Regions from separate parts of the Homo sapiens genome. Here region 1 is linked to region 2. The links are chromatin contacts, found by Hi-C or POLR2A ChIA-PET in ENCODE. All regions are on one chromosome and are shown on one strand. Each heading gives the region's core, a stretch centred on a gene start or an enhancer-like site at or near the end of the contact. The rest is flanking DNA. Distances are from core to core; before and after follow the strand shown.

What was found. Hi-C counts contacts between places; a loop is a spot of excess contacts on that map. ChIA-PET counts read pairs that join two places held with the same protein, here RNA polymerase II (POLR2A). Pooled maps may share reads with other maps.
Region 1: a loop to region 2 is called in a map of astrocyte of the cerebellum, with 9 times the contacts of the local background. The contact joins two enhancer-like sites. A Hi-C loop is called at or near these places in 13 of 168 maps with a recorded cell type or tissue (CD4-positive, alpha-beta memory T cell, IMR-90, Right ventricle myocardium inferior and 9 more) and 11 of 50 pooled maps. POLR2A ChIA-PET finds 5 or more read pairs at or near these places in 6 of 52 experiments (CD4-positive, alpha-beta T cell, CD4-positive, alpha-beta memory T cell, GM12878 and 3 more).

The regions. Positions count from the first base shown.
Region 1 is chr18:46,053,493-46,057,255 of GRCh38, forward strand. All of the region lies in intron 1 of PSTPIP2 (proline-serine-threonine phosphatase interacting protein 2), which reads right to left. Among named protein-coding and RNA genes, the nearest start is that of PSTPIP2, 17 kb to the right of the region's middle. Within about 2 kb of position 2,184, at least 2 of the 41 ENCODE cell types and tissues checked have a DNase peak (open chromatin) inside an H3K27ac peak, as active enhancers do.
Region 2 is chr18:45,995,840-45,999,154 of GRCh38, forward strand. It overlaps PSTPIP2 (proline-serine-threonine phosphatase interacting protein 2), which reads right to left. Exons shown (of 15, transcript NM_024430.4): 8 at 2,955-3,000; 9 at 1,910-1,989. Among named protein-coding and RNA genes, the nearest start is that of EPG5, 30 kb to the left of the region's middle. Within about 2 kb of position 1,937, at least 3 of the 41 ENCODE cell types and tissues checked have a DNase peak (open chromatin) inside an H3K27ac peak, as active enhancers do.

The sequences.
Region 1 (3,763 bases), core at 934-3,433, 58 kb after region 2:
CCAGCTTGATCTAATGAACATCTTACATGAGTTTTCAGCACAGCAGAGTATGCAAACATCTTGATGTGAAACACATGTGAAAATGACATTCAATTCAGCCAGACCATTAAGTCTGATTCATTGAAACTAAACCTCAACTAAATTGAGTTGAAAACTTATACCCACACAAACTTGCACACAAATGTTTATAGAAGCTGTAGTCATAATTGCCAAAAATTGGAAGCGACCAAGATCCTTCAATAGGTGAGTGGATAAACTGCTACATCCATACAATGGAACATTAATCAATGATAAGAAGAAATGAGCTATCAAGCCACAAGAAGACATGAGGGGATCTTAAATGCATAGCGCTAAGTAAAAGAAGCCAGTCTGAAAAGGCTACACACTGTATGACTCCAACTACAATCATATGTCACTCAACAATGGGGATACGTTGTAAGAAATGCATCATTAGGTGATTCTGTCATTATTTGAACATCACAGAGTGTAGTTACACAAACCTAGATGGTGTAGCCTACTACACAGTGAGGCTATATGGTATGGCCTATTGCTCCTAGGCTACAAACCTGTACGGCATGTCACTGTGTTGAATATTGTAGGCAATACTCACACTGGTGAGTATTATGTATCTAAACATATCAAACAGAAATGGTATAGTAAAAATACTTGTACAGAGGATGTTTTTAAATGGTACATCTGTATAAAGCAACTCCATTATTATTTTATGGGACCACCATCATATATGCAGTCTCTTGTTGACCAAAACGTCATTATGTGGCCCATGTCTACATATGACATTCTAGAAAAGGCAAAACTATAGAGATTGTAAAAAGATCATTGGTTGCCAGGGGTTTAAGGAAGAGTGATGGATGAAAAAGTGGAGCACAGGGGAATTTTAAGGCAGAGAAACTACTCTGTATGATACAATAATTGTGGATATATGACATTATTCATTTGTCAAAACCCATGGGACACAAAGAGCTACACCTAATATAAACCATGAGCTTCAGTGAATAATAATGTATACATACTGGTGCATAATTGTAACAAATATACCACATTAATGCAAGATGTTAATAATAGGAAAAATAGGGAGAACGGATGGGAAATCTGGGCTTGAGTTCAAGTTTTCTGTAAACCTAAAACCGCTCTAAATAATAAAACCTACTAATTTTTTTTTTTTTTTGAGACAGAGTCTTGCTCTGTCGCCCAGGTTGGAGTGCAGTGGCGCGATCTTGGCTCACTGCAACCTCTGCCTCCTGGGTTCAAATGATTCTCCTGCCTCAGCCTCCTGAGTATCTAGGATTACAGGCACGTGCCACCACGCCCAGCTAATTTTTGTATTTTTAGTAGAAACGGGGCTTTACCGTTGGTCAAGCTGGTCTCAAACTCCTGACCTCGTTATCCACCCGCCTCAGCCTCCCAAAAACCTACTAATTTTTAAAAATTGTTGAAAATGAGGCAACAGCATATTTTAGCTTTGTAGGTAATTAACAGAAACTAGTTTTTAGTGACTTGATCGTATCAGCAAATTGGCTCTTGTCAACTGATTTTCAGCAATTTGGCCAGTTCCTGCTTCCTACTAAAGTCGCACTGGTCTTTCTGTTCCTCTAACTGATCCTTTCCAGCCTCACTGTTATCTCTCCCCTTTCCCCTGACATCCAGAAGGCTAGCTTGACCTTACCACATCTCAATTCAAATGTCATCTCCATGGAGAAGTCCTCTATGGTCCCTCTGTCCCTCATACACATCCAGTGCCTCTCCCTCCAATCACCTAATGTGGTAGGTAGATAGTGACACCCTCTCCCAAAGATGTCCAAATCCTAATCCCTGGAATTATTAATAGTTAATTTGTACTTTGTATAGTCTCACTCTGCTACCCAGGCTGGAGTGCAGTGATGTCATCACAGCTCACTGCATTGGGCTCAAGTGATCCTCCCACCTCTGCCACCCCAGTAGCTGGGACTGCAGGCACATGCCACCATGCCCAGCTAATATTTTGTATTTTTTTCGTTGAGGTTTCATGATGTTGCCCAGGTTGGTCTCAAACTCCTAGGCTCAAGCGAGCTGCCTGCCTCGGCCTCCCAAAGTGCTAGGGTTACAGGCATGAGCCACTGTGCCCAGCCAGTGCCAACATTTGTGATTGTTAAGGCTAATAATGCACACAGCCAAATCCTCTCCAAAATAACTCTAACAGCTTACCCGCAATGACTAAATGCTCATTTCCTGCACCTTCCCCCAGTGAAAGATACTGACACTTGATATACTTTTTAAAACTTGCTAAAAGCAAAACTGTACAATTTGGACTTTTTTATTAGTAGTAAAGTATAAAAGTTCTCCATATTTTTACAATTTACTTTTAGACTCTCATTTGTCTACTGGAAAAATCACTTTTAAAAGAGGATTAGGAAAATAAAGGTAGAGAAAGCAGGCAAACAAGCTTCTACTCCACGGGAAAACCGAGTATTTTTAGACTGTATCTTTCTTGTTTAGTAAGTACCTAACTGAACTGCAGGTGCATTTTCTCACTAGGACAGCTTCTATAGGAGCCCCAAGCACAAACTTGCCCTCTCCCTTCTCTCTCTACAGCAGAGATGGGCTCCCCACAGCTCCACAGCCCTGCAGGGGCTGGGATGATGGGGAATCTGTGCTGGCTTCGCTTCTTATGTCCAGGTGGTCCCTCGGCAATGTAGATCCCTTAGCTGGTCTGGGAGTCTGTAGGAATTCCCTTTGCAAAATGGATCATCACTTATGTTCTCCAACTCCCCTCTCCAGGCTTTCCCTGCCCACCCCAAATCCATGCTTCCCTCTGTTGTGCCCTGTGCTTCCTTAAAGTACTCATTGGTCCAAAACGTCACCCTCCTCCAGGGCCCCTACTAGGATGAGGCATGGTCGTGCATGTGCAGGGTTCAATTCTGTCTTTCTTTACAATTTTGAGGGGCCAGGCGTGGTTGCTCATGCCTGTAATCCTAGTGCTTTGGGAGGCCAAGGTGGGAGGATCGCTTGGGCCAGGAGTTTGAGACCAGGAGTTTGAGACTAGTCTGGGCCACACAGCAAGACTCTGTCTCTACAAGAAATTTTTAAAATAGCAGAGCATGGTGGTGCACACCTGTGGTCCCAGCTACTCCGGGGGCTGAGGCAGGAGGCTCACTTGAGCCAAAGAGTTCAAAGCTGCAGTGAGGTATGGTTGCACCACTGCACTCCAGCCTGGGCAGAAGAGTGAGACCCTGTCTCTAAAGAAATAAAGTTTTGATATTTTGTTCCTGGAAGGGTTTTTCTCATTAACTTTGTTTTTTTAAAATATTACATTAAAGAATAATTTATCTTGGCCAGATGCGGTGGCTCACACCTGTAATTCCAGCACTTTGGGAGGCCAAGGTGGGCAGATCACTTGAGGTCAGGAGTTCAAGACCAGCCTGGCCAACATGGTGAAACTCCATCTCTACTAAAAATACAAAAAAATTAGCTGGGTGCAGTGGTGGGTACCTGTAATCCCAGCTACTTGGGAGGCTGAGGCAGGAGAACTGCTTGAACCGGGGAGGCGGAGGTTGCAGTGAGCCGAGATCAGGGCATTGCACTCCAGCCTGGGCGACAGAACAAGACTCCATCTCAAAGGAAAAAAACTACTGAGGGTTTTTTTGGCTCCCCCTTAAATTTTACGTGCAAGGCAAGTGCCTCAGCCTAGCCCTGGCTCTGCCTGCGTCCCACTCAGCAGAGACCCCTCCCTCCCTCCACAGGGGCCTCCCTCAGAGAAAAGATTGCT
Region 2 (3,315 bases), core at 687-3,186:
GAGTCTAACTCTGTTGCCCAGGCTAGAGTGTAGTGGCATGATCTCAGCTCACTGAAACCTCCACCTCCCGGGCTCAAGTGATTTTCCCACCTCAGCCTCCCAAGTAGCTGGGATTACAGGTGCTTGCCACCACATCCAGCTAATTTTTGTATTTTTAGTAGAGACTGGGTTTCACTATGTTGTCCAGACTGGTCTTGAACTCCTGACCTCAGGTGATCTGCCTGCCTTGGCCTCCCAAAGTGCTGGGATTACAGGCATTAGCAGCCACCATGCCTGGCTGAACTGGTGGGTTTTAAAGCTAGGAGAGAGTTGAGTCTGTGTGCAAGATAACAGAAGTTGACAAGTTCTCCATGCCCAAGAAGGTGGGGAAAGGCAAGCTGGATGAAAAAAGATCTTGAACAAGGAAGGAACAGCCCCTTTTCTGTGCTAACAGGAAAAAAGGAGTGGGGCAGGCGTGTCTGTCAATGATTCTTATACTTGAATTCCCATCAAAATCACTTGGAAGGCTTATTAGCACAGAGATTGCTGGGCTTTACCCCCAGAGTTTCTGATTCGGTAGGTCTGAGGTTGGTCTGAGAACCTGCATTTCTAACAAGTTCCCAGGTGATGCTGATGCTACCAGTCCTAGGACCTCACTTTGAGAACCACTGGAAGAAAATGTGTAGGCAGGATGACAGAAACTTAAGCAAGCTTCCAAGTTATGTTTTTTATTTTCTCTTGGAAATTGTGAGGTCATTTGCTGCAAAAGAAAGGGAGCAGTGGTGAAATTGAAGGTATGAGGAGAGTAAAAAAAAAAAAGAAAACCCTCCAGCCAGGCATGGTGGCTCATGCCTGTAACCCTGGCAACTCAGGAGGCAAAGGTGGAAGGATTGCTTGAGACCCAGGAGCTCAAGACCAGCCTGGGCAACAGAGCAAGTCCCTGTCTCTTTAAAAATAAAATAAATAATAAATAATTAACAAGGCGTGGTGGTGCACGCCTGTAGTCCCATCTACTTCACTTGAGCTCATGGGGTTTCAGGCTGCAGTGAGCTCTGATCATGCCACTGCACTCCAGCCTGGGCGACAGAGTGAGACCCAGACTCAAAACAAAAAGCAAACAAACAAATCTCCAAAGCCTACTCACTTGCTGTTGGCATTCCCTTTAGAGCCTATTGAGGCCGGGCTCTCCAAAGATAATTACTTAATCGACCATTAACTGATTCAGCTATTCTATGCTTGTGCTAACCCAACATTAGACTAAAATTTGAACTGTTGGACAGCATGGTCAGGATGGGGATGAGGCAGACAAGGTTTGGGGAAAACTATTCCAGTTCCTTCCATTCTTCACTTAAATTTCTGATTTCTTTTTTTGTTTGTTTGTTTTCTTGGAGACGGAGTCTTGTTCTGTCGCCCAGGCTGGAGTGCAATGGCACTATCTTGGCTCACTGCAACTTCCGCCTCCCAGGTTCAAGCTATACTCCTGCCTCAGCCTCTAGAATAGCTGGGATTACAGGTGTGCGCCACCACACCCGGCTAATTTTTGTATTTTTAGTAGAGACAGGGTTTCACCATGTTGGCCAGATGGTCTTGAACTCCTGACCTCAGGTGATCCACCCACCTCGGCCTCCCAAAGTGCTGGGATTACAGGCATGGGCCACCGTGCCTGGCCAAATTTCTGATTTCTAATTTGCCCTCAAGCTCTGTAACCCTATGAGAATCCGGGCAGATCATTTCTACAAAAGTAGACTCTCCAGGTTCTGGGCAGAAGACCCACCTCCCGCCCCCTCGTCCTCCCCCAACCCCCGGCCCCACTCCCCCTTCCCTCCCTCCCCTCCCCCTCCTCCCCTCCCCCCCCCGTCCTGAGCAGCTTCCTGTTACACACACCCCCACCCACCCACCCCAGTCCTGAGCAGCTTCCGGTTACGGGTACCTCGCAGGCCTTGATGTGCTCACTCTGCCACTCTTCTCGGACCTTATCCAGGGTGCCGATGTGCAGCATGTATGCTTTGTCTGCAACAGAAGGGAGAGACCTGGGTCAGAAACTAGACAGGAAGGTGGCTCGCAGATACACCCACAGGCTGGTCTCAGATGGCAAAAGAAACTCATCCGAGTTGTGCTGAGCTTACAAGGCCCCCAGGACTCTGAGCACTGGGAGTTATTGCATCTCTCACCCTCATCATATTTGGTGAAGTAGGCAAAGGAGGGTATCACTTTCTTTTTAAACATTGGACCTAACATTGAGAAAGAAAGGTTCTAAGGAAGAAGTGAAAGCTGATAAGAAACCTCAGCCAGGGTTTTGTTTGTGTAATTCCACCTCAGTATTTCCCATCGCTTTTCATTTTCAAAATTGTCTGATGAAGGATGCAGAGAAGAGAACTACCTTGAGCCCTAAAGGGGCACCAAGTTACTTTAGTTTCAAATGTAGAGATTAAGATGTACATAACCACCACAGTCATGAGGGATATTTCCTGCAGGATATTCTGGGAATTAGAAGCTTTTGCAAATGCCTGGTTTGGGTCTTAGATTTCAGTGATAACAAGGCCTTGCAGCTTGGCTGTTTCACAGCAGATAAGAGCTACCGGGGCTGAAATGGTCTTTTAGATAGATGCCCCAATACATCAGAGGAAGCACCTGATTGCAAAGCCGCTACCACATGACTCCACCATCTCACTCCCATGTAAGGCAGCAAGATCTAAGCAGACAGAAGCCAGAAACAGTGGCCTCATAGCCTCCTCCCACCTTCCGGGGTTCTAATATACCCTCCCTTCCTCTCTCCTCTTCTTTCCTTTCCTCCCTCCCTTCCTTACTCTCTCCCTTCCTTCCTCCCTTTTTCCCTTCAGATATCTCACTAATCCTGCTGAATATCCATATATTCTCTCTTTAAGGTATATAAAACTCCCTTTCTCAGGGACACATTTAGGATAACGTAAACCCCACCAGCAACCCTCCCCCATCCGTAGGAACTGCCCCCTCACCTGAGTCCTCTACTGCGGTCTTTGAAGTTGCCAGTTTCACAAAAAGCTGTGAAAACAAACAAACAAACAAAAAAAGAGCAAGCATTGGGAATGCTGGACGAGGCTTCCACAGGCAAAACAGATTGAAAAGCAGTAACTATGAAGAGACCAGGTCTAGTGCAAGTCCTGTGTACATTTCCCTCATGAGCAAATCATTCAACGTGCCCTGCAATCTTATCAATCTTGGAAAATATCCATAAAGCATCTTGCCCAGTGTCTTCCTAAAGACACACCCAGCCCTCTGGTTGCAGAAATCTTGTATCTAGATTTTACAAAGTTAAATTTGTAATCCACCCAAGCAAAAGGCAGCCTGACTACAAAG